Regions from separate parts of the Homo sapiens genome. Here regions 1, 3 and 4 are each linked to region 2. Evidence: chromatin contacts called from ENCODE Hi-C or POLR2A ChIA-PET data. All regions are on one chromosome and are shown on one strand. The core of a region is the stretch at or near the end of the contact, and the rest is flanking DNA. Distances in the headings are between cores, read along the strand shown.

Region 1 (7,182 bases), core at 2,885-5,384, 760 kb before region 2:
GGAGGAAAGGCAAGTTATTTGGGCACAGATGCAGGTGGAGGGGGCAGTGTGTGAAATTTCTGGCAACTTCTTTCTTAGCGAAATGACAAGCAATATGCTCAGCTGAGGGTAAGCAAGGGGAGAATGTGATGGAAGACTGGAGAGAGAGGAGGAGCTGTAGGAGCGTCATTTAAAAGGGCAGAAAAGTGAGCTGACCAGGGAAATAAGTTAGAACTGCCTGAGGTCCTCCAGGGGCCTAAGAGAACCTTAGGCATTGGCTCTCAAGAATTTAAAATAAGTCCAGTTGTCCATGGTTGGGTGGTTTTTCCAGCCATGTGCAGCTGCAGAGATGCAGGCACAGAGTGACAGAAGGTTGATTTAACCAGGATTGGGTTTTGCCAGGCAAGCATGAGGAAGGGAGAAAGCGGTGTAGACATTGAGGGTGGATGCAAGGGAGTTTATCTAAAGTGGAGAGGCAGAGTGGTGTTGACCAAAGCTTTGATTTTTCTTGGAAGGTGGTGTGGTAGAAAGGTTGATACTGGGCTGGGTGTGGTGGCTCACGCCTGTAATCTCAACACTTTAGGAGGCCGAAGTGCGTGGATCACGAGGTCAGGAGTTCAAGACCAGCCTGGCCAAGATGGTGAAACCCGTCTCTACTAAAAATACAAAAATTAGCTGGGTGTGGTGGTGCACACCTGTAGACCCAGCTACTTGGGAGGCTGAGGCAGAAGAATCGCTTGAACTGGGCAGGTGGAGGTTGCAGTGAGCCAAGATTGTGCCACTGCACTCCAGCCTGGGTGACAGAGCGAGACTCCATCTCAAAACAAAACAAAACAAAAACAAAAATTAGCCAGGCGTGGTGGCACATACCTGTAATCTCAGCTACACAGGAGGCTGAGGCAGAGAACTGCTTGAACCCGGGAGGTGGAGGTTGCAGTGAGCTGAGATCGCGCCACTGCCCTCCAGCCTGGGCCACAGAGCGAGACTTCATCTCAGAAAAAAAAAAAAAAGAAAGATTAACACTGGCGTGCCTCAAAAATGACTTCCCTTAAATGTATGGTGCATGATAAATGCAACACAGCGGGTAAAAGATTAATGTGCGGAATACAGCCTACGGCTTTTGATGACTGTGACTCACCTTTGTACCAGTTGCCCAGACTGGTGGCTACTAGTCCTCGGTTTTAGAGGAGAAAAATGAGTGAAGAATAAGTGACATGTTCCTGCACATTTATCAGATGCCTCGGACCACTGTCCAGGTGGCCCTGAACAGGAACAGTCATGCTCTCAGATGAACCTGGCCCTTTTTAGTCAGCATGCCATTCATATAGCAAACTTGGCATCCACCAACTCTTCTTTTATGGGAAGAAGGTTTTGAAAGGTATATTAGTTGTTCCCACCCAGGTGTGAACCACAGTGACTCCCTCATCAGCCCTGCACCTGTCAGAGAACTTCATACAGCTTTTCTGCTTCTTACTCAGCCCAGGGCCTCTTTTCAAGCACATACCTCTAGGCTCTTTCGTTCTTCCTTTACAGCAGGCTCCGGTGACTCAGTCCTCCTTATCTTTACTGTCCCTTGAGGGCCAGGTCCCCTCCTTCCCCACGTTCCCTCCCTTCCTAGTCATCTCAGAAGATAAGTCATTAGGTCCTTTTGATTTTAAAGGAATTATTGCTTATCACAAATATGTAAGACAAGTAACAAATATAATACAGATAACAAAAATTAGCATAGTACAGAGTTTCTAGAATCCTAACAAAAGTTTGTATAATTTTGGTCCAGCTTATGGTTTGTGCTTCTGCCTGTGATGGGGAATGGAAAATTCTGCTTTTAGCCAATTCCCAAGACCAAATTCAATAGCAAAAATCAGATAGTCTCCCACTCCCCGCAATGTCTCCTAAGAGCCCCTCATTCCATCTGTGAGGTCTGACACACACTCCCTGGAGATCAAGATTGGTATCTAAAAACATCTGTTGCTCTCCCCAGTCCAAGATGAGGATATTTTGGTCCAGAGAAGTAAGAAGTTTCCTCATCTTTGGACTGCGGAGAGTAACAAATGTTTTAGAATGGCTGTGAACTCTGGGAATAACAACATTAGTTTTCTTTCTCTTTCCTTTCTCTGGAGCATATCAAAACCACTCTGTAATGGTCACCCTAAAACGACACAATCATAGAATCGAACTGTTTAGGGTTTCTAAACAAAGAGTGCCACAGAACTCAGAGTTAAAAAGCCAAGCAAGCCGGGCGCGGTGGCTCACACCTGTAATCCTCCCAGCACTTTGGGAGGGTGGATCGCCTGAGGTCAAGAATTTGAGACCAGCCTGGCCAACATGGGTGAAACCCCATCTCTACTAAAAATACAAAAATTAGCTGGGCTTGGTGGTGGGCGCCTGTAATCCCAGCTACTTGGGAGGCTGAGGCAGGGGAATCGTTTGAACCAAGGCGGCAGAGGTTGCAGTGAGCCTGCATTCCAGTCTGGCAACAGAGTGAGACTCTGTCTCAAACAAACAAACAAACAAACAAACAAAAAGAAAGCAAGCAGAGGGAAACAGCAGGTGATTCAGGCTAATGAAAGCACTGAGAACCAGACTTGCACCCAATTCCCCAACCCTTATTCACTTCAACATGTGCGCCAAAGGAAACACCCGTCCCACCCCTCCTTATACCACAGAGAGTGCTCAGAGTTGGTTGTTGGAATAACTGGACTTTAATTCCACGTCTGCCATTAGACCAGCTAAGGGACCCTCAGCAAGTGCCCCAGGCTGGGTCTGGTGCTTACCTGGAACCTGGGGCAGTGAGCCAATTGTCTTCCTCATGCTAATATTCTATTCTCTCACGTTTGCTCAAAGCTATGTGTAGAGGTAGGTTAAGTCAATGCATTAACTATGTAGCAAACACAATGTCCATAACGTCTACCTTCTCGTAACAGGGAAAATAGAGATTGCTTTAAATAACCAAATATAGATGGGGCAAAAGGGGCTGGGGAGGCAGACAGGGATTCAGGGCCAGGGTAGAGGTTTTGGACTTTAATCTGAGGACAAGGGAGGCTCTTGAAGGACTTAAAGACAGTAACGTGGTCAGATCTGTATTTTAAAGAGATCTTCTGGCTGCAGTGTGGAGACTATGTTGTGTATGTCTGTGTGTGTGTATGTGCATATGTTTGTGTCTGTGTGTGTAGGGAGGCAGGATGGGAAAGGAGGCTTCTAAACTAGGCCAGAGATGTTGGTCACTTGGACTAGGGTTACAGCAATGAGGCTGGGATGAAGGGGACAGGAAGGAGGAGATTAAGAGGCAAAGTTAAAGGGACTTAGTGCTGGATTGTGGGGTGGGTGGGGGGTAGTTTCAGGGAGGCCACCTAGAGTTTTGCTTTGAGGAGCTGGGTGGTGGTAATGCCATTTCCTGACATAGGGTGTGTGTGTGAGTGTGAGTGCACACTTGTGAGTGTGGTGATATGTGGGGGCTGGTAATGAGAAAGTGGATGAATGAATTCCATCTTGGACCTGCTGGGTTTGAGGTCTAGCATCATTTGAGGAATCCAGATGGTTGAGAACTTTTATTAAATATCAACTGTGCATTTTGTGAGGATACACACCCCCGCTACAAGAATGGAATAGACATTTGCTTTGTTTATTGAGCAAATACTATTTTGATCTTTAAAAATAATCACCCTAACTTTTTTGTGTTGTGTTCTGTCTTTCCCAAAGTATTTGACTTTTGGCTACTCATGTAGGTTGACATCAACGCCACGACTGACCTGGGCAGTTCCCTCATGTTAATATAGCAGATCTTGAATCTGCACCAGCGACTTGAGAGAAAATCACTCTAAACACTCAAAACCACAGAAGTTCCTTCTCAGGACCTCAAACATGCCATAGGCCTACGTACCAAATTTGTTCTATACTTGGATTTTTCTATACTCAGTTTGGAAATAAAGTATGCCTCCTTCCTGGGAGAAATCACAGCCTTCAGGGAAAAGAGAAATATAGCTTTGGGCCTTGGGATTTAAATCACAATGTTAGATGGCATCCACTCTTGGTCGACTGAGGCTCCAACTGCATGGTTGTGTATTTTCAGGTATTTAAGTGATTTTTGAACGCTGCATTTCTTTGACTAGCTGAATATTTAAATTTGCCACAGGATGGCAGCATGATGTTATAAAAGAGAAGAGAAAAAAAACCTTTTAAAGCCCAGGTATTAATGAATAGAGGCCTGGAAAGCAAACATAACTGAGAATTTTTCTTCTTGTTCCTACAACTGTAAAGAAAGGAAGGAATAAAGTATGAGAGAAAGCAATGAAGTAAAAGATGAAAAAAGGGCTGGAGAAATTGAGGGAGGGAAAGCAATTTAAAAAGAAAGTAAAAGCAAAAAGAAAAACACTTCACCTCCAACTAGATCATATTTAACTAAAGAAAAGAACCAAGCTGCTGATGTAGGAAGTTTCCGAGGGAGGAAACCAGTGCTATAACCACATTTATTCACAGCCTCGATGTGTGAGTGCAAGACAGACATTTGACCTTCTTATGAAAGCAGTTGTCTCTTTGGGAAACTATGAGAATGAATTTACATTTACAAAGTTTTCTAGTCCCTTTAAGTAAGTCTTACATTAGCATAATTCCCAGCTTGCATTCAAAACTGATTTTTTTCAATATCCTTCAAAGAGGTCATTAATGTTGGTTTCCATGTTTACATTGTGTAGGGAAATAAGTGAAATTACTCAAGAAGGGAATAAACGGTATTCAGACACACATTGACAGCAATGGCTTCCTGTGATGGAAACGAGAAGGCTGCCTCCAGTTCAGCGCTTCCAGAAGTCTGCAAGCTGGGAAGAGATCTTCCAGAGCTGGCGGCTTGACTCTGCACTGACCAGCCACCACTTACGTGGGCTATTCTTCAGGTCCGTCACCAACTTGCTCTCTCCTCAGTCTAATTAATTTGACTTAGCAGGGAGTTCTGGGATGGGAGAGATCTTAGGAATGGTGATCGGTTTTTCAGCCTTGGCGATAATGACATCTTGGGCCAAATAATTCTTTTTTTAGGGGGCAGGGAGCTGTTCTTCTTATGGTAGGATATTTAGCAGAATCCCTGGCCTCTCTCTATCCGCTCAGTGCTAGTAACGTCCTTCAGTTGTGACATCCAAAAATGTGTCCAGACATTGCTGAATGTCCTCTGGGGAGCAAACTCCCCTCTTCCTCCATTTGAGAACCAGTGTTTTAGATAAACTCTAATTACAAGAATGAAGGAAATTCTGAAAGTTTTCTCTGTCTTACTGTCCTGTTTATGGGCAAAATTGTTATTGAATCATCAGAGATATGTGTGCTCTTCAAATCTATGTTGGAGATTTCCAAACATTAAATCCAGGCATAAAATGCCCTTATTGTAGCAAAGACAACGTTCTCTTATATGAATCAGAAAACAACATATGCTTATTATAAATATTCTGTTGGGCAAAAACTTACACAAAGCATCACAGGGGATGAAAAGCAGTAAGAATTTTTACAGAAATAAAAACAATTACGTTGTTAATTGCCAGGTACTTTTCTTATTCATCAAGATGTCCATGTTCTATTCATTTCATTTAAAGTTTGCAACATCTCTATGGAGAAATATTATTTGCATTTTATAGAGAAAAAAACTGAGGCTGAGAGAAGTTTAATCACTAACTCAATGTTACATTAATAGATAGCAAAACCAGATTAAAACCCAATCTTTCTAACACCAACAACTGTATGTGCTCTAGTACTGGCCACTAACCCTTGAAAATCTTACAATCTAGTTGGGGAAACAATACACGTACATAGGAAAGTTGTCCAATGTCATAAGGCAATAGATGATTTAATCCAAAAGCCATAAAAATTGTTAAGATGCATTGCTGTAGATAAGAGTGGTCTGAGAAATTATGAGGATATGATGGGTCTTGATCTGTATGTATTTAAAGAACCGAGGATTGGAGAGATGGGATGAGATGGGTTCTGTGGCATAAAGCGGCAATCTTCAATGGAACACTGGCCGCACAAGGGTGCTGCCGGAATAGGGTTTTATTATTAACTGCATGTTTGTTCCCCCCAAAATTTATATTTGAAACCGTAGCCCTAATGTAATGGTATTGGGAGAGGGAGCATTTGCGAAGTAATTATGTCAGGAGGTTGGAGCCTTCATTATGGGATTAGTGTTCTTATAAGAAGAGCTAGCACCATCCTCCACCCCCTGCTCCAACTCTTTGCCATATGAGGATACAATGAGAAGACCGCCATCTGCAAACCAGGATGCAGGCCGTCACCTGACACCAGATCCTCCAGCATATTGATCTTGGACTTCCCACCCTCTAGAACTGCAATAAATAAATGTTTGTTTTGAAGCCACCAGTCTGCAATCATTTGTTATAGAAGCCTGAACTGACTAATCAGATAAAGATGGCTACAAGGAGAGGAAGACCTATGTTGAGAAAGGAGAGTGATGCAGGCTAAAAAAGGAAGCTGACAACAGAGGGCAGGGGCCTTGAATACAACCCAGCGGTCATCAATTGGAAGGCCAAAATAATGTATTTTGTTTGGCTCAAGTTTTAAAAATTGGAAAGTTTGCGGGGGGAAGAATTTGGATTTCTGAACATTCTTGAACAAAAAGATGTGGCAACATCAGGCCTACATTCCTGAGTCTCGACTCTTGGCTGAAGCCAAGGAGGAGTTATTCTCATGAACGGGGTCTGGATTTTCCAGTTCACCAGTATCCACATCATGCCCTATTCTTTTACCCTCTTCTTTCTTCTCTTAATTATTTGCTTAGCCCCTCTAAGCAGTGGAATTTGCAATCTTCAGTTTAGAAAATAATGTTTATTAGAAATTAATCTGATAACACCAATTAAAAATCTATTTTTTATAAGTCTGCTAGAAATGAGAGACAAGAAACATTAAACATTTTTACCATATGTCCAAAGATGGTTATTAGGGTTTCCTTTTATTCCTGTCTTTTGTACTGAAATTACCCATGGTTTGTTCCACCTTTCCTGGGGCTATGCAGTGTAAACTTTTCATCACTGTTGTTGCTTGGCGTTGGAGTTGATGTTGATTTTCCCATCTTCATAAACTGTGAGCACCTCATCACTATGTCATTTCCTTCACTCAGGGCTGGTGTGTGACACCACCACAACAAATATTTTTGAGCGCCTACTGTGTTCCAGGCACTGTTCAAGAAATGTAGGCTATCATCGAATA
Region 2 (6,687 bases), core at 2,358-4,857:
CCTATAATCGTGTTGCTCTCCTTGGTAACAATTACTACAATTTCAGTAATTATTTGTGAAATATATATATATATAAAATGCATATATTTAACACATACAATTTATTCATATTTAATTCAAATTTAATAGATATATTAAATTTCCAGTAGAATCTCCAGATAGTAGTAAGTACTATGGAATAAACAAAGTTAAATAAGGGCCAGTGTAAAGGCATGGGTAGAGTGTGAGAGGGCAAGAGTATTGGCTATAATTTACAGACTAATCAGCGGAATTTAAACTATATGCTTCAGTTACAAATCTTCACGCTGTCTCCTTTAAAGGGAAGCTGGCAGACATTTCTGCTTTGGAGAAAAGAGGAAGGAAATGCACTGTGCTCAGAGCCAAAATGCACAGTTTGTTCCACACACACAGGCTCTGTTCTCATTGGATCATATTTCTAGCTTCTTAAATTGTTTTATTTGGCCTATTAACTTGAAAGGCAGGTGAGTATGGTCTTCAAAATGTAGCCTTGCTCCTGAGCAGCAGCACTTCAGTATACACTTGGCTTTGGAATGATCTACGCTCCACCCCAATTTGTTTTCTTCATTTTAAAAACTAATCTGAGGCTCTAGTGGGGACCAACGTATACTTGGATATTCCCCAGCCATTAGGCATTGGAAATTTATCAAGGAAAGCTGGCACCGCTCATTTGTTTCTGTGTTAGCTGTATGAGATTTTTATATGGGATTTTAAAATACAGTTTATTGCTCTTCTTCCTACCTCTCTTATTAGCCGGTGGCCACCCCCATCTTTTAACTTTATTCAGGCTAATTTTACCTTATCCTTCAGGTCACAACATAATGGTAACTTCCTTAAAAAAGAATTTCCCTAAATCCAGACACAGTGGCTCACACCTGTAATCCCAGCATTTTGGGAGCCTGAGGCAGGAGAATCATTTGAGCCCAGGAGTTTGAGACCAGCCTGAGCAACACAGCAAGACCCCAGCTCTATAAAAAATTTAAAAACTAGCCGGGCATAAGGCCAGGCGAGGTGGCTCACTCCTGTAATCCCAGCACTTTGGGAGGCCAAGGTGGGCGGATTGCTTGAGCTCAGGAGTTTGAGATCAGCCTGGGCAACATGGTGAAACCCCATCTCCACAAAAGACACAAAAAAATGCCTGTGGTCCCAGCTACTTGGGAGGCTGAGGTGGAAGGATGGCTTGCGCCCGGGAGGTGGAGGTTGCAGTCAGCTGAGATTGTGCCACTGTACCTCAGCTAGGTGATACAGTCAGACCCTGTCTCAAAAAAAAAAAAAAAAATTAGCCAGGCATGGTGGTGTACACCTGTAGTCCCAGCTATTTGGGAGGCTGGGGCAAGAGGATCATTTGGGCCCAGGAGTTTGAGGCTGCAGTAAGCTATGATCATGCCTCTGCACTGCAGCCTAGACGACAGAGTGAGACCCTGTCTCAAAAGAAAGAAAAAAGAAAAGAAAGACTTTCTTTAAAATGTAGACTAAGTTAAATTCCTGTTTATACTCCTTTAATCTCTTCCCATTGCTCTCCTTGGGAATGATGATCACGATTTCAGTACTTGTGTAATTCCTTGTTTAACAGCTATCTCCCTCAGTAGACAGTAAGCTCCGTGAGGGCAGGGGCCATGTCTGTCTTGCTCAGGTCTTTATCTCTGTGCCTGGTCATGTCAGTCACAGACAGTATCACTTGATAATATTCACCCAATTAATAAATATATTTAGTCTCCAAATGACTAACTAGCAAAGTCTTCAGAAGGATACGTAGGGTGGTGGGTGCTGTGATTGTGAAACTTGCCCAGATCCCTCTCAGGAACAGAAGACTGGGTTCTGTCCCCTTCCTGATGCTAGGAGGGCTGCCAGTAGACACCCTCAACCGTCAGCGTTCCTCTGGGGAATGCCTCCATGAAAGAAATGGACAGCCCCAAAATCATGACAGTTGGTATTCAATGACTAATCAGTGCTGGGCTTTAAGACCCAGCCCCTCATACCAACTCAAGACACCTTTACAAGGCCATCCCAACTCCAGAGCGCCCCTTGGGAGCCTTTACTGGGATGGCATCACAGATCAACTTCTTCCTCCGCTCTGCTTCCTCCACCTCCCCTTCACAGACGTTTATTCCAAGAGCACTCCCTAATCAATCAATGCCTTATACCTTAATCTCGACCTCAGAGTTTACTGCCAGGGTAACCCAGCCTGTGACAAGTACCACAAAAATGTTTACAAACTGGATATCATATTTTGTCCTACTCCATAGACGCCTAAACGGTAAAGATCAGTTATTTATCCTTGCATCCTTACAACGACTAGAAGGTGTCTTTCATATAGTGGACATCAGAAACACATCAAAGGAAATATTCTCCCTAAACTTAGTCTAGATTGAGCTAAATTCTTCTGATTCAAAGTGTGGTCCTGTTGAAAGGGGCACCAGCATCCCCTGTGCATTTTGTCCGAAATACAAAATCTCAAGACCCAACCTGAATTAGAACTACTGAATCCAAATCTGCATTTTATCAAGATCCCCAGATGGTTCACATGTATGTTGAAGTTTGAGAAGTACTGAGCTAAGAGATTTATTAATACAAGTAAAATGATCTGGCTGATAATACCTCTAGTTTATATAGTGTCTTTATAAGGATTTTCCCTCTTTAAAAATTTTCCTTAACACTAGTAATCATGCAGTCTTTCACTCAACAAATACTAATTGAGTGCCAAGTAAAGATGTCAGCTCTACGGAGCTTACATTTTAGAAGGAGAAGAAAACAAATATCAAGGTGTATATTATAGTGTACAGCAAGGTGAAAAGTGCCATGAAAAAACAGTAGGGCGGGGTAAGGAGGAGGAGAAGGTGTGTTGCAATTTAAAATTTTTAACAAAAGTTCATGATACTCAGAGAATTGAAACAGGTGAGATCATTAGACATTCGCATGTTTGAGCACAAGCGCTGAAGGACTTAGCAATGTGGCTGCAGTGGAATAGGAGAGATGCAAAATAACAGACAAACCCAGAGAGGTAAGAGAGCAGACCTCTTCATGAGAGGCTGCCTGATAAACTGATTTGACACTGAATTGCTGAGAAGGTAATGCAAATAGTTTTTTTCTCCAAGAACAAAGTAGTTCTTGGTCAAGCCGATTTGATTTGGGCTGTGGGAATCTGCACAAACCATTTCACTAGCTAAGTCTCAGGTTCCTCAAATGAAAAAGCAGGGACTGGAAATGGCTTTTGAAGTCTCATTCTCTTCTAAAAATGTCAGGCTCCAAGACAACCAGGTGAAGTCCAAGAGTTAGTAAAATAAGGATTGTGGCTCGGCTGTGGCCTAATGCAAACTTGCACAACCCCAGGAAACCGAAAAAAACTGGAAGAAGAATTGCAGAATGGGGTGCCAGGTTGAAAGACCTTAACCTTTGCACTCAAATTCCTCCCACACCCAGAAGTCCAGGTCCCGACCGCACGACGCCGTGCTCACTGCTGGGTGCTGCGCCTGAGTCCGCCTCCTGCGGCTTCCCGGACTTGACCCCGCCCACGCCCTGGTCCCGCCTCCTGCCGACGCCGGCACAGACCCCGGTGACGGAAGTGACGTAAGGCCGGGGCTGGAGGGCAGTGCTGGGCTGGTCCCGCAGGCGCTCGGGGTTGGAGCCAGCGACCGTCGGTAGCAGCATGGCTCTCCTCTTTCTCCTACCCCTTGTCATGCAGGGTGTGAGCAGGGCTGAGATGGGCACCGCGGATCTGGGGCCGTCCTCAGGTACCGTCGTTCGCGGCAGGGCTGCGGCCGGGTCGGGACGAGAGGGAGGGAGGGATCCGCCCCAGCCGGGAAGCCCCGCCCCGCTTCTCCGAGGTCGCCCTAGCCCGGGACCCCTGCGTCGGGCCCTGAGCGGGCGACGGGGACGCGAGGTGGGGTCGCGAGACTGGGGCTCCGTGGTTTGAACTCGTCGGTTGCCTTTCTCCTGCCTCTTCCCTGGTTGCCGCCACAACAAATCACGCCGCTTGTTTTTCCGACTCTTGTAATCCACTTTTAAATACGATTATGCGCTGCAGAAGGACGTTGCTGGTCAATGTGGGACAGCGTGGTCTCAAAGATTATAATATCGTCTTCTTACTGTACCTTTTTTTATGGTTAGATACGCAGATACTCACTAGTATGCTACGGTTGCCTGCAGTGTTCAGTGCAGTGACAGGCTGTACAGGTTCATGACCTAAGAGCAGTAGGCTGTGTCATCTGGGTTTGTCTGGGTTTCTACTGCCCGAAGAAATTGCCTAAGGGGACATTTCTCCATTTCTCAGAACGGATCTCCATCGTTAAGTGACGCATGACTGTGAGTGTCCTGATCAGCATGTGGCATCGTGGTCTCAGTTCGTGGCTTAAATACTTCTTTCTTAGCGGGGGTGGGGGGGGGGACTCAAAGTGCTTAGGGTAGGAAAGTATGCATTATGTCGCCAGCTGAGAAGTAAGTGGCAGCTGAGAAGTAAGTGGCAGTCCGTCTTAGGTCTCAGTCTGGAAGTGGTGGATTGCCGGCACTCACTAGCAGATTTGGCAGTAGGTCTCTTCGTACGGGTTTGTTCTTCGGAGCATTTTATTTCCACCTGCTTATTGACATTTCCTAGAAAACAAATGTTGAGGGTGGCTTTTCTGAAGTGCAGAGTAATTGTGATTACGAGCTCCAGAGAAAACAGTAAACCTTTTCAATTCAGTTTTCTTTTTTTTATTATGATTTATGATTCATAGGGACTTTGAAAGGTCCACGTTTTGGTTCTGTGTTCACAACAATCTTCTGGAGTAGGCGTTATTTGTCTCTCTCTTTATGGACGAGAAATTGAGTTACGGAGAGGCCTGCCCAACTGGCAGAGAGGTCATAGCCACTCAGTGGGGAGCTGCTCAATTTGGCTCCAGAGTCCAAGTTCTTAACTGCTCTTCTAGGCTCTAGTCAGTCATCCACATGGGCAGTTGCAGTACTTTGCGGTAAGAGCTTGCACTTAGGCACAGACTAGTGGAAAGCAAGGCGGGGTGCTTGTCTCTTTTAGGGAAGTCAGTGAAGACTTCACAAAGGTGACCCCAGTGTTGGAACCAGAGGTGCAGAGACTGAGGTGCAGAGGTGTGATAGCATGTTGAATTCGTGGAATATTAAGCGTTCTATTGTAAAGTGTGTGTGAGAGCTTACAAGGGGAGGAGATAGGTTAGGTGGAGAAGTAGGAACCAAATAATGAATTGCCATATTATGTGTACCAGCAAGAAACCTAGCTTTATTAACTTAAGCAAAAAGAGGAATTTATTGTCTCAGAAAAACCAGAGTTAAACAGAAAATTATAGATGCCAGCTGGGTCTCAAGAGGCTAGAACCAGGAACCCAAACTGCTAGGACTCTCCATTTCTTATTTCTGTCTGGGTATTGACAGCTTTCCACACTTGGCAGGAATCATGGATGCTGACAGCTTCTGAGTTTTGACATCTTGCAGCCTCCTCCATTCTAACAAAATGCCAGGGAAAGGCTCTGATTTGCCCAGCTAGGTTCAGGTGCCAGCTTGCATGGGAAGGACATTCTCGTAGAGGGTTGGGTTGGGTTACCAGAAGAAGCGGAATGGCGTGCCTGAAGTACAGGTGTTGAGCCAACAAAATAATACACCCACTATGCCTTGCTGAAGTCAGTCATTATTTACTAATGCTGACATCATTGGATTATCAATTACAAAGGGAAATGATTTTATGCAGGATCAGACATGCCATTTAGAAAGACCAGTCATCTTATAAAATAGTTTGAGGGTAAACACAAGGCCCATTAGGAGGCTGCTGCTTAAGTTGGAGTCGATAAGTAGTTTAAGTGGAGAAGAGGACAGTTAGCAGAACATTTAGAAGGAAGAGTTAGTAGGCCTCTGACTGGATGTCAGCAGAGAAAGAGGATAACGCTAGCGCAGGCATAGCGTTAAAGCAAGTGCCAGGCCCTTCCTTCTGAATACGGGGCCCTATGAGTGCACCGTGTGACCCCTGTGAGTGCACAATTTGCACGTCCTTGTAGCTTGCTCTGGGAGGAGGATTGCCTGTCTGCCTCCCGTGGGAAGATCAACTGCAGCCTTCTATATTCTGCAGAAACTTTTGAATTTGTCTCTGTACCTCTCGTTCTAAAACTGGGGTCACTTTTGTGAAGCCTTTCCTGACTCCCCTAGAAGAGACAAGCACCCCGGCCTTGCTTTTCATTAGTTTCAGTGAGCCCTCTTTTTAAAGTGCATTTCTAACACATTTCTCTAGATTTTTCAGTGCATTTCTCTAGATTTTGTTGTGTTCCCTGTTCTTTTAAAGTTAATTTAAAACACAAAATCTCCAAAGTAGGAAGAAACCAACAATGCTCTGGCTCTTGCTTAGCTTCCCAGCCTTATTCTTACTGTTGCTGGGCTTGACTCTATAGTTGAAGTTCATCTTAGATGAGAGGACCTGGTAAGAACAGGGAAGCAGACAAGTGAATATGGTGATATAGTCAGTCTCCAGGAAATCCAGGTGTTTAGGAATGTATTGTGTTACATTCATGGGCTTTCATTAATACTTCTTAAGTGAAAATAAAATCTGTGTGTGCCACTTAATCAGTAGTATTTCACTCTTCATGCACTTTTACACATAAAAGTAGTATATATTTTTAAGTGAATCAGGGTGTGCCACTGGCTTTCTTCATCCAGATGAGTGTCCCACTCTGAGTA
Region 3 (6,249 bases), core at 305-2,804, 570 kb after region 2:
GGCGTGGTGGCACTTGCCTGTAATCCCCACTACTCAGGAGGCTGAGGCAGGAGAATTGCTGGAACCCGGGAGGCAGAGGTTGCAGTGAGCCAAAATTGTGCCACTGCACTCCAGCCTGGGCGACAGAGCAAGACTCTATCTCAAAAAATAAATAAAATAAAATAAATTGCAGATTCCTAATCTGCATGTCAGACCTACTGAGGACAATTCTATGAGGTAGACTTTCAGACCTCACGTATGTGAACCACCACCTTAGGAAGTTCAACAGGAAAACAACACAGCATGTCCATAATCTAGCAAGAAGAATGTCCCGTGCTTTGATGTGTCCAAATCAGCTGGGACAGATCCTTCCTGGATGTCAATCATGGCCAGGCCCTGTGACCTCTACCAGAGTGGCAAGAAATCACCAGTCCCGGTGCTATAGTTTCTAGGAAGGGCAGTATCTTGTGTTTAAAATGAATAGATACTAAGCAGCACCCAGAATGCATGTTATTTATATTTTAATTTGTTCTATGTTTAGATAAAGTTGGTCACGTTAAGTCTTGTAACTTAGTATTTTAGCAGGCACACTAAATGTTGGCAACATGAAATTACATAATAAGCATGGAGAAAAACATCCATTCTCATGCTCTCAACACCAAGTCCATCTAGTAGCACTGAGCAATACCGAGCAGCATCTTTCAGAACTGTGGTCTTTCTCCAATCCCAGTTTGTGAAACACTGTCCAAGCTGACACTTTTACAAGTCAGTTTGGGACTGGCTACATCCAAAATTTAGAGACACTCTACCAATAGGTTGTGGTAACTTAAGGATCTTCACCCAACAGGCCCCAGATTACACATGCCAATATTTGCCACTGTGTGCAGAGTCAGAAGCTTGATTCTTTTTCATTATTAGAAGTGTCAATTGTATGGAAAAACACTTGAAAAAGTTACTTGTGATACTAATTTATTCATAACAGAAAACTTCCTTGCCAAAGGACTTTGAAGACAGGCTTTCAGCTAAGACATAGCTTCCCATGAGACTCACTTCCATGAGTGCAGTAAATAGAGGGAAGACTTTGAAAGAAGTCATTGCCCCAGCAACCCCATCAGCAACATTTCTAACATGTCATTTTAATTGTGTTAAAATGCATCATGCTACACCCGAGGAAAGCACTGTTGAGATGATGGTAGAGCAAATCAATCTACCAGCGTTCTTTTGAGTTCTGTGGACTTTGGGACTGTGCTGGTTCCTGAGGAGGACATTATGGGTTCTTGGTCTGTGGCGTTCAGTGAGGAGGAAGATCAGTGAGGCATGGAGTCCTTCGAGAAGGCTTGCTAAAGGAGGTGGAACCTGGACTTTGGCTGTGGGTAGAACTAGAAGAGATAAATGAACACGGGAAGACAAACTAGATTAGAAGAATAAGGCAGAATTCCAACCAAGGCACCAAAGTGAAAGCAAGCATGGGACGTTCAGGGGCCGGCAGAGTCTGACTCATTCTACAAGGGGAAACGTGTTGAGGGAGGTGGGAGATATGATTGGTTGGGCAGGATGACATAAAACTCTAGAGTGCTATGTAAGCTAGGAAGAAGAATTTTAAACATGTGTCGGTAGGAAACAGGATGTCACTGACGTTTCTGAAAATCTGAGAGCTGGCAGGAAGGCAGAACAGAATGTGAATTATGAACCCAGGGTCAGCATCAAAGTGCATAGGTGTGAAGGTTGATGTTAGCTCTTGCATGCTTCGTGGCCTAGGCATGCGCTTCAACTCCTCATGCTTTAGTTGCCATGTATGTAAAATGAGAATAACAGTACCTCATAGAATTGTTGTGAAGATTAAGTGAGAGGATGAATGGAAATCATTTAGCACAGTGCTAAGTGGCTTGGAACAAGTGCTCCATAATGGTTGCTAGTGTAGCTATAAGACTGATCTGGTCTTGACATTTGATTTCTGAAGTCTGAGGCTCTGGAGGGTCACAGAGAAGACTGTTAGAGGAACTAGCTAGATATGAGGCAGGTAGAGATCCTAGAGTGGAATAATACAATTGTGACTGCAAAGGGACAGATGATTTGATTTGGAAAGAAAAGTATACAACTTAATCACAAATTAGGAAGAAGGATTAAAAAGAGGGAGTAAGTGTAAGGTGACTCAAGTTTTGATTGCATTGATAAAGGTGGTAGGATTTTTAGAAGGAAAACCTGAGTTGTAGAGGAATCATGAGGAATTTCATTTTGGACGTGTTTAGTTGAAACTAATGGCAAGACTCCAAGTGGAATCATCCAGTGGCAAAATTGGGAATAATCAATATAACTGTCTATATACATGTTAGTGATATTGCTTTAAAGTGCAGTGCAATATTTATATTGTTTTGCATGTATGCAAGTATACACATACATGTTCTCACAAGCTGAGATACACTAATCATCCAGTGGAAACTACAAAAACTAAGAACAGTTAGGAGACATGAACATTATGGAGACGAGAGCAGGACTGGAGGAGGAGATTTTCAAAGGCTTGATTGAAAAGAGCAAGGTTATCCAAGGACACTTGGAAACAGAGTGAGGCTAGAGGAATTAGCGATTAGCAAGGCCTAGAGAATGAGTAGAGAGCCAGAAGAATTTGGAAGACAGAAAAAGAACAGAAAGTAAGCCAGAGATTTTTGGAAAATGAGTACTATTTCCAGCAATTTGTTATTGTTTTCTCCTTCCTGGAGGTTCTTTGCTCAGTAAAGTGAGCCTCGTTTTCATTCTCTTATGTTTTGTGACAATCATAGAGACAATTTTTATATTATGCTAAGAAATATTAGGATATATATTAGGATATAAACAAGTGCATTAAATAGGGTTACAAATTTAAGTTATGTACTGTCCATTTTCCATTTTCACCATCTTTTGATCAGGAGGAATTTTATTTATGTTGTCCTTATTTCCTATAACTTTTAGTGCTAAAAAATTCTCCTTGTTCAAAAATTGAAGCTTTCTTGTATCAGTTTCCATTCTGAATTTATGTCAATTTCTTTGCAAACCCTGATTCTATCCATAGTGTATTCATTATCACTACCATTTTCTCAATTTTTTAAAATAAAAGTGGTAAAATTGGAAGGAGGACAAGCAATAAAAACAAAAAAACTTTATTATTACCATGTTACTTTAAAACAACTATAAATAACAGAGAAGCAACCAGTTTAATAGGTCTTATGTTAAACTAAAAATGGGTTGTTTTTATCACAGAATGTTTAAAAATTTTTCCTAAAATTAGAATAGAGAATGTAGCTTTTCATTTATCATGTTTATTTCTTTAGTCACTCCTCTCACTATTTTTATTCTAACATATGGAATAAATAGCTCTGTGAGCTAGTATATACTTTATACTGCAACTTTCAAAACTTGAAGCACATTATATACCAATTCCCAAGGACTCTTAGAGAGAGCTACTCTACATTCAGGGGTAAAATTAATTGAAATCCCGATCTTTTAACAGTTCTCTATTTGTTGAATGAATGGTTGCTGCTGAAAAGTAAGTTAGTCCTTGAAGAAAGTCTGCATGTGTACAATGAAAGAAAAACTTAAGATTGAGGAAGAGAGAAGTTATTTGCAGGGCGTTTTAAATGGTTATTTAGAATTTCCCCCCCTTTTGGGGGTTGAAGTTTGGGCACCCTTGGCCTACCTCACGGATTATCAAGCAAAGGCAGGGGCCTAGTGGAGGACTAAGTGCTGACTCTCCTCCCTCACTTCAGCTCCAGCCAGTGGCCACTCACAGAAGGCCCAGGAAATTTATGAGGGAAACATGCTTACCCCTGATTCTAGATTAAGATGATTTGATGCTGTCATCCACCAAGGATGCTTTCTGCTACAAACTCCCTGCCAAAAGCAGCTTAAATAAAGAAATGGTATTTCATATTACAAGAAATTACAGGCCGAGCATGGTGACTCACACCTGTAATCCCAGCAATTTGGGAGGCCAGAGCAGGAGGATTGCTTGAGGCCAGGAGTTCAAGACCAGCCTGAGCAATGTAGCAAGACCCCCGTCTCTACAAAAAAATTTAAAAAAATTAACCAGGTTTGGTGATATGTGCCTGTAGTCCCAGCTGCTTGGGAGGCTGAGGCGGGAGGATTGCTTGAGCCTAGGAGATCCAGGCTGTAGTGAGCTATGATTACCCCACTACACTCCAGCCTGGATGGAAAAAAATAAATTTTGAGGTGGGGTGATTCTGAGGGTAGTTTCAGCATCAGGATTCTGAATTCTGGCTTCTCTGCGTACTCTTGGTGTTAGTCTCATGTTCTTAAGTAGCTAGCTATTCCAAGAAGCACCTCACACAGGCGGCATCCCGGGGAGGAGGGCCAAGCCCTCTCCTTTATACCATAAGTTGTATCACATGACCATGCTTACACCCATCCCCAGCAAGGCAAATGGACTTACCGTGGCCAATTTAGACTAATCAGTTTCACCATTCATAAACATTGCCACCTGAACCTGGGCAAAATTTATTTTTTTGTCAGCAGAGGAGAAGGATGGAATGACAGTTGCTGAGGGAGCTGACAGTGCCTACTACAGTATAACTCCTGCCACCTTCAGTCAATACAGTATTAACTTCCAGCTCCTATTCTAGCCCTAACTGGGGCCTGGGATCTGAGGCTAACCCGTTCCTAGAAAATGGTGCTTGTGCTGATTAAATTAGGTTGAGTGTTGGTTTGAGGCCTGTTGGGGCTAATTATAGCTAGCGCTGCGTTTGGCCTTGCTGTTTTCCCTGATTCCCAGACAGATCCCAGGAGCCTTTAAACTACCTGTTGGCTTTACAGCTCATCAGCGCCTCCTTGTGGTGTGTCCTACAGGTAGGTGGGGAGGGAGGCCTCCTTCCACCTTCCATCTCAGGGCTTGGGCTTTATTTACATCACTGAAATGGAACGTTCCCTGGCAGCACTGGCAACCTTTCAGGAACCAAGCATTCTGGAAATGCTCCCCTCCTTTCCTACAAAACCAGTCCACAATTTTTACTTAGCTGTTCCCAGAAAAGGACTGATAGAAGATGGGTTTTACCAGTGCTGTCTTGTTAGTATTTGCCAGTTGCTGTGTTCAGGGGTGGGTTTGCATACTGCCTCAGCTCTGCACTTGCCTCCCACCTCCTGCTCCTGGACATGGTCTTGGAAAGCAGCTCAGCTGCAGGCTCTGAGGATAAGGCTGCATTGTATGCAAGTAGTGTACAGGTAACAGCTGCAGCTCCTGGGTCATATATATATATATATATTTAGAAGTTCACCTGAGGCCAACAGGATTTAGAAGCAACTTTCCAAATTACCAGCTGAGGCTGCAGTCTGCTATTTTAATTTCACTCCCTCTGTACTCTGGTTAAGACAGCCACCACATACCTTTTTATGGTATCTTCCCTCCTGGACTTCATGCAACAAAATTTGCTCTGCGTTCATTCAGATCACATCCCCATGACCTGACTGACATGCACTGAAACTAGCTTTTTAGTAAATTCACATCTGACTTGAGAGGATCTATTTTTACTTTAAGTTGCATGGACCTAGCAAAGAATTATGGGCTGTAGATATAAATTGTCGCTTTTGAGTTGCTTTAGCCAAAAGGAGGGTTCTAGGCCACCTCAGAGCCACAAGGCTTTGTCACCCATTTTATTAGCCCAGGCAAGACCTCAGCCTCCTGGCAGTGGGTGGGTAAGAACTCCTTTTCATGGTTGTTTTAACTTTACAGAATTGAATGTCAGTGTCAGTTTATTGCCGTACTGTACTTGCTCAACTTAGACACATGGATAAACTACTTTGTTTCTGTAAAAATATTTATGCTATTTTATACTGTTGACATATTTTTAAAGGGATTATGATCCATTTTGTTATTTATTTTAGGGACATATGAATTTGATAATAATTTTATCTTAGCTTTAGTGATAAACTCAAGAAATAAATTCCCACATTTTTCTTTACCTTGGCTCTGCAAATCACCCATGTTTATAGTATGACAATCAAATTTTTGATGTTCATACTTTATTAGCATATGGAATTTTGCATAAATTAGGTAGCAATACCTTGTAGTTATGATGGGCACTGTACACATGTGTGTTCACATACATTCTTGTTCTACTAGTTTCTAAAGAAATAGAACCGCCTATTTAGTTGGAAATCTTAACTAAAGATAATTCAGAAATAGTTATCTTTAAAACCTTGCCGAGATGTTATTCAAATTAATGTTTATCTTTCTCGGAAAAGAAGTATTTCTCAACTGTAATAATAGAATTACCTTGATCATTG
Region 4 (6,757 bases), core at 4,033-6,532, 630 kb after region 2:
TTTCTGTCCAGAGCACAGGCCCACCTCTCAAGGTTCTCTACCTCCCATAACTGCACTTGGCTTCCCCTCAAGAGGGGAGTAAGAGGGTGGTGACAATGAGACCCCCTTCCCCTTTAGAGAGGGACATGACTTGTCTCATCCTGACTGCTCTTCCATGGCCACACACAGACCCAGAGATTTAAGTAATTCATGTCAGCTTAAATATTAATTGTACAGTTATGGTGTGCACAGGAAATGTGCTAGGCCCTGAACGTATAAGGATGATAAAGACAGAGTTCCTGATTTTAAAGAGCCATTGACCTTATAGGAGAAAAACACTGGAAAAAATCATCTCCACCATAGTATAGTTTAGTCTGTGCAGAGGAGTCAAAAGGGAGAGACAGTGACTGAAGTCAGTCTGAGAATGCTGTTTCAAGGCAGACTTTCCAGTGAGGTGCACCTGATGAGTAAGGACAAATATGAACTTAACAGGTGAATGGGGAGTGGAGATCCAGGTGAGGCGACTTCTCGCATGAGTTAATGCCAGGATGTGTGAAACTTTACTGTGTGTTAAGGGAGGCTTGCTGGCTCAGCAGCACTGGTGCTTAAAGTAAAAGGGGAGGGATGATGCTGGAGTGGGGAGCAGGCTCAGATCCCAAAGGGCTCCTTATGAAATGTTAAGGAATCAGCAAGGAGGGTTGGGGAGCCGGGGAAAATTTTTATCTGAAATAATATTATAGACCAGCACTGGACCTATGATTCTACAGTAAGAGAAATGTCATTTATCTGCCCTGTCCAATACATTAGCCACTAGTCATATGTGGCTATTAGACACTAAACATGGCTACCATGGCTGAGGCACTGAATTTTTATTATTTAAATGTCAGTGTTAATAACCATATGTGGGTAGTAGTGACCATATTGGACAGTGAAGCTATTGATGGATCATTCCGATGGCTGTGTGAGGATGGTTTATTTAGTAAGATTTATTCCATAACATTTTTAACCCTCTGCTATGCACTTGGCACTAGAATGTAGGCACAAGGCACTAGGAATATAGCTATGCCTCAGTTGGTCCCAGATCCTGCCTGCATGGATCTCTTGCAATGCTTGTTAAAAATTAAAATGCCTGGCCCTTCTCAGAATCTGGAGGTGCAAGCTGGAATTCTGTACTTTTAAGTAAACCCAGATGATTCTTGTCATCACTGCAGTGTGAGAACCACTATTCTATGTTTGGCCAGTTGGAGACTGGAGGCAGGATGGCCAGTTAGGAGACTCTGTGTTGTGGCCAGACTGTTCCTAAACTGTCTAGGAGAAGGAGAACCATAAAGATCCCTAGTGATCATGAATAGCTGTTAGGATCTGAGGCCACCCTCACAGCAATGGAAGGGATTTAGAAAATCCCCGTTTTCCCAAAGCAGGAATGTATCTAATTCCTTAAAGGTCGCACTGTCTCCCTTCCATAGATGGGAGCTCCCAGCAATCTGGAGTCCATAGGGTTGCCAGTCACCCCTCCTGACTCCAGCCTACTCCTGGCCTCTTGGTAAAGCTATCTCTTAGGGGATATGGGGCTCACACCCCTTCCCATCAGCCCCTGAAATAAGGCAATGAGAATCATCTCCTTAGAGACACACCTTTGACATGTCCTATCCTCAGAGAGGTTCATTCAGCCTCTTTTAGACTCTTCGTGGTCAGCCCCATAGAGGAGGGCTTCTTAATACCTGGCAAGATATCAGCAGTAAGGCTGCCTGTGACTGGAAATCCTGCCAGGCTCCTCTCTTGCAGCCTGGGGTCCCAATCACTCACGTGTATGAGCTTATGTTCGAGGAACTTGTAACCTCTGTGATATCTGGAAACTGTCACCGTGCTCCCCTGGAAATAGTTACACTTGAGCTTCTTCCCATTTACAGTGACACAGAAAGGCACTACGCATTCTCACTTGCCTGGAAATCGTCATAACTTAAGAAGGTAGAAATCTCAGGCGTGGATTTGATCATATTTCCACCACAAACGTATAAAGCAAACTGTCTCAGCACCACCTGTCTTGCTCTTTCCACCCCTTACAATAGAGAAAACATCCATTTTCCTACAGAAGGCCAATCCCTCACAGATGAGTTCTGGCTCCTGTGGAGCCCCCGTGACTCCTCCAGCTTCTGCCTCTCCCAGTGAGTTCCATATACACATGCTCTAATGTCTTTTGTCCTAAACCCGTCCTTCCCCTGATCTACAAATGGCCTCACTGGCTGACACCACCACCTTTTTTTGCCCCACATCACAGCTTCCCGTCTTGAAGTACAGTGTCTCCAGATCTCCACCTCTTCCTTCCCACCCATGTAGCGTCTCCCCTTCCACGCGATCACTGGGCCTGCTCTGGCCAAGATCTAATGAGATCTCTTTAGCCAAATCCAACAAGTGCCTTTCTCAACCTACTCAACTTCTCAGTGGCTCTCAGCCTGGATGACTGTTCTCTCTTACTTTCGCCCTCTCCTGTGTGGGCTTCCATGACACCCCATTTTCTCTGTTTTCCTCCAACCTCATGGCTGCTCCTTGTCATTCTCCTTGGCTGCCTGTTCATCCCCTTCTTTTCCTCTAAATATTGGCATTCTTAAGGGCCGGGTCTATGCTGTCTTTTTATCTTTCCCCAAATTATGTCATCCTTTACTTTAAATACCATCTCCAGCCAGGTAGGCTGCTGAGGTTCTATCTAGCCCAGTCTTCTGAGCTCCAGACTCATATCCAATTGCTTTTTTCTTTTTTAGATGGAGTCTTGCTGGCGGCTGGAGTGCAGTGGCATGATCTTGGCTCACTGCAACTTCCGCCTCCTGGGTTCAAGCAATTCTCCTGCCTCAGCCTCCTGAGTAGCTGTCACTACAGGCACACACCACCATGTCAGGCTAATTTTTGTATTTTTAGTAGAAGCGAGGTTTCACCATGTTGGTGTCTTGAACTCCCAACATGAGATAATCCTCCTGCCTCAGCCTCCCAAAGTGCTGGGATTACAGCCGTGAGCCACCGCGCCCAGCCGCCCAATTGCCGTCTTCATTTTTCAAACTGAACTGTCAAATAACACCCCTTATCCACTAAAAAGAACTTTCCTTTTTGGCCTGTATTATTTCTCATCTTAGAATATAAGTACGATATGCATCCATTCAGTTTCTTAGGCCAGAATTCTACTTTGGAGTCATTTTTGATTCTTCCTTTTCACACTCTTCACTCCAGTCCATCAGCAACTCCTGCTGGCTACCTGACATATAGTAGATGATCCACAACTGTATGTTGGATGAATGAATGCATGTGCCTAATAGAGAAGGGGACTCAATCTAGAATCAGGTTCACTCATTTAAAATCAAGCAGGCCGGGTGCGGTGGCTCAACACCTGTAATCCCAGAACTTTGGGAGGCCGAAGCAGGTGGATTACTTGATGTCAGGAGTTTGAGACCAGCCTGGCCGACATGGCGAAACCCTATACAAAAATTAGCCAGGGGTGGTGGCACATGCCTGTAATCCCAGCTACTTGGGAGGCTGAGGCAGGAAAATCACTTGAACCTAGGAGGCGGAGGTTGTAGTGAGCCAAGATCATGCCACTGCACTCCAGCCTGAGCAAAATAGTGTGACTCTGTCTCAAAAATAAAATAAAATCAAACCGAGGAGGGAATCAGGGCTCTGCACATAGAACATGCAGAATATCTGTAAGTCCCTTTATTTCCTTAACGAGCCATAGTGACAGGCACTCGGTTCCATCCTTAAGCATATACAGTTTTACCTCATTAGGCCTCCTTTTAGGCAGTCGGTAGTCACAGCAACGTTAAAATTCACAGGCGTGACACAAGTCCTCTCATTACTGGATAATCAAACCACATGATATGACCAAAAAGCCAAAATACAGGATAATTCAAGTCCTTACTCCTTCTCTTCTTTAGATACACATACATTTACCACACACACACACACACACAAACACGGAAACACACGATAGGAATCCCTCATCTTGTACTCTTCTAGTCTAGTCTGTACTAGTCTCTTTACTCCCAAGAAACAACAATTTTGTCTTTGAAATATGAATGATGCACACCTCCGTTTCTGAGTGTGGCATGCATCTCATAAAAATGGGCTGGTGAAGAAACTCACCAAGTCTGAAGGATCAGCAGTGAGTTCCACTGCAGGGCTTGTATCCCTTCTTGTAAAGAGATCAGCTACTCAGTCAAGCCAAGAGCTCTTCTTCAGCTGTATTCTTCCATCAGTAACATTTAACTTTAGGGACTTGACATCTCATAGCAGTGAAACTCTTTCTCCCAAGCAGCTATTTTTTTCTGTTCTAAAGTCCGTTCCCCCCAAATAGCGAGATGTTGACTCTAAAGTGAAACAAGGCACACTATAGACCTTGACCTTCCCCAGGAATGACTCAAAAGCAGTTTGGTGTTTGGGCCCCCCTTCAAACCTTTCTTCTCTCAGACAACCTTACTATTACCAGCAAGGAAGAGGTCACCCATTTCCTTTCTGCTGTAGCAGCACTGCCCAAAATATGGTCCGTGAAATGCTAGGCCCATGAGCTGCTCCAGAATATGTGGAAACAATACATGCCAGGCATTTCCCCTGCCATATATCATTTGCATACTGGTACTTAATTGGTCAATTCAGCAACTCTTTGTGGCTTCCTCTTGCTTCCTGCCTTCTAGTGATTCAGCTACAGAACTATTTAAATAACAGCAGATAAGTCAACCAATTCATCCTGGGGAGACTTTCCAGTTACTGACCAGTAAGGTGGTTTCCCCCGAGGTCAGCTGTTCCTGAAAGCTGTATGTACTTCCGTCTTTCTCGCTACAGCTGAAACCAATGTCATGAGTCCCCTATCCTTGAGATCAGGGCAGTTGATTCAGTTCAGCCCAAGAGGAATTAAGTAAGAAGGAGATTCCAGGCAACAGTGGATTTCCTTTTCTATAATTTTATACCTTCATTCTTTATTAAAATGCTTTTGTAGCATTAGGATGTGTGTTTGATAAAGATGTTTCTGGCAAAAACCACTTTCTTTTTTTTTTTTTTTTTTGCATATCTGTCCATAGGATAGATCATGGACAGTATTTTATTGTGATTCAGATACCCGTTTCTCTCATTAGGAGTGAGGCTGAGAAGTTTTATATACATTTGGGAGCTTTTTGTGTTTTTCTTTCTGTGAACTGTTCAGGCATACATATACAGAGACTGACTAGCTGTCCTCCAGACCTGTTTCCTTTTCCTTCTGGGGTTTCCCAGCCTCCTGGCAAGTAACTGTGGCTGGTGGACTGAGGCTTGGGCAATGGATGGTGGGCCCGAGTGGCAACTCACCCAAGCATGATTCATAAAAACTTCCTATGAGATCCTCCTACTCTTTCTTCCCCATCTGCTGGAAAGATGTTGACACCCAGAGCAACCTATGAAGCTTTCTTTAAAACCAATGTTTGAGGAAATATAGGCAACTCCACTGTCTTATTCTCCATCCAAATAAAGAAGCAGCTCATGTCTACTAGAGAATCATAGTATCTGAGAACCAGGACAGACCTAAGAGATCATCTAGTCCATCTGTTTCCAAAATTTGTTTTCAGTGATGAATCCTTTTTTATATGAATCCTTAAGCAGAACTGTGATATATGACAGTCAGCATATTTTCTCTGGTTTCAGGTATAACAGGATTGGAACCTGTGGTCTAGACCTACAGCATCCCACTCACTCATCCCAACCAAGGCAGCCCCAAGATGCTAATGGAGACACTTAAGCCCCTGAAGAACAGGCTTAAAGATTATCAATCTGACCCTGAATTTGATAAATATGAAAACTGAGACCCATAAATAGAAATAATTAGTAGTCAGTAAAAATGAGGGGATCAGACCCTCAGTAGACCCACTGAACTTGGGCTTCCTTGACTGTTTTGGTACCCCAGAGATATCCCTCCCAGGGCCTGGGAGGCCCTTTCCTGGCTACCCTGCTGTATGGGTTATGCTGAGCAAGGGAGGCAGTCATAACACATGACCGTTCCCTTACATAGCATAATTATGCTGCTCATTGCAACAAGATATTTGACAAAGAATATGGCCTCTTTCAATGGGTGTTTCAGTATGTGTACATTTTTTAAAGTGTCAATTATCTTTTCCCTCCTCTCATCACAAGCAGAATATCTCAGGAGTATATCCTTGCCGGTACCTGTGCTGGTGGAGGACACCAGCAGCAGCAGTGAGTACGGCTCAGTTTCACCCGACACGGAGTTGAAAGTGGACCCCTTCTCTTTCAAAACAAGAGCCAAGTCCTGCGGAGAAAGAGATGTCAAGGGAATTCGGACACTCTTTTTGGGGTAAAGACCTGACTTACTTGGGGTGAGAGAAGTGTGTTGTTAAGTGTGTCATTTTATAAAGGGAACTGTGATTTATGCTGCATAAATTTTCTCAGCATTCCAGATGAGAATTTTGAAGATCACAGTGCTCCTCCTTCCCCTGAAGAAAAAGATTCTGGATTCTTCATGCTGAGGAAGGACAGTGAGAGGCGAGCTACCCTTCACAGGATCCTGACGGAAGACCAAGACAAAATTGTGAGAAACCTAATGGAATCTTTAGCTCAGGTAAATCCTCTCCCAGGTGCTTCATTTCCCAAAGGTTACATATTTTATCTGTGTCCTAACCGCCTGCAGCTGTCACAGATGATGTGAAAGGCAAGAGGAACCTGTAGTGATCATCATGATAAACCTACCCCACAGGAAAAAAGAAGGCAAACCCTATGGTAGGGAATATATTAATATGAAAATAGGGAAATG

Evidence for each region. Hi-C counts contacts between places; a loop is a spot of excess contacts on that map. ChIA-PET counts read pairs that join two places held with the same protein, here RNA polymerase II (POLR2A). Pooled maps may share reads with other maps.
Region 1: a loop to region 2 is called in a pooled map, with 3 times the contacts of the local background. The contact joins the enhancer-like site here to the promoter of IFNGR1 in region 2. A Hi-C loop is called at or near these places in 5 of 50 pooled maps. POLR2A ChIA-PET finds 5 or more read pairs at or near these places in 2 of 52 experiments (H1 and HCT116).
Region 3: a loop to region 2 is called in a pooled map, with 6 times the contacts of the local background. The contact joins the enhancer-like site here to the promoter of IFNGR1 in region 2. A Hi-C loop is called at or near these places in 4 of 50 pooled maps.
Region 4: a pooled map shows a loop between it and region 2 (7-fold over the local background). The contact joins the enhancer-like site here to the promoter of IFNGR1 in region 2. A Hi-C loop is called at or near these places in 3 of 168 maps with a recorded cell type or tissue (aorta, ascending aorta and gastrocnemius medialis), 1 of 37 single-sample maps with no recorded cell type and 14 of 50 pooled maps.

The regions. Positions count from the first base shown.
Region 1 is chr6:137,972,768-137,979,949 of GRCh38, reverse strand. No RefSeq gene overlaps it. Among named protein-coding and RNA genes, the nearest start is that of SIMALR, 31 kb to the right of the region's middle. RefSeq lists an enhancer at 4,306-4,415. Within about 2 kb of position 4,134, at least 5 of the 41 ENCODE cell types and tissues checked have a DNase peak (open chromatin) inside an H3K27ac peak, as active enhancers do.
Region 2 is chr6:137,216,305-137,222,991 of GRCh38, reverse strand. IFNGR1 (interferon gamma receptor 1) reads left to right here and starts at 3,607. Exons shown (of 7, transcript NM_000416.3): 1 at 3,607-3,749. The coding sequence starts at 3,665. RefSeq lists enhancers at 3,137-3,386, 3,237-3,967, 5,408-5,467 and silencers at 3,427-3,656, 3,697-3,916, 4,377-4,426.
Region 3 is chr6:136,642,881-136,649,129 of GRCh38, reverse strand. The region is part of intron 11 of MAP3K5 (mitogen-activated protein kinase kinase kinase 5); the gene reads left to right. It overlaps MAP3K5-AS1 (MAP3K5 antisense RNA 1), which reads right to left. Exons shown (of 3, transcript NR_125858.1): 3 at 932-1,358. Among named protein-coding and RNA genes, the nearest start is that of MAP3K5-AS1, 17 kb to the right of the region's middle. Within about 2 kb of position 1,554, at least 9 of the 41 ENCODE cell types and tissues checked have a DNase peak (open chromatin) inside an H3K27ac peak, as active enhancers do.
Region 4 is chr6:136,591,981-136,598,737 of GRCh38, reverse strand. MAP3K5 (mitogen-activated protein kinase kinase kinase 5) reads left to right here. Exons shown (of 30, transcript NM_005923.4): 22 at 6,124-6,301; 23 at 6,397-6,565. Among named protein-coding and RNA genes, the nearest start is that of MAP3K5-AS1, 34 kb to the left of the region's middle. RefSeq lists an enhancer at 4,090-4,249. Within about 2 kb of position 5,282, at least 13 of the 41 ENCODE cell types and tissues checked have a DNase peak (open chromatin) inside an H3K27ac peak, as active enhancers do; they include ascending aorta, where a contact is called at or near this core.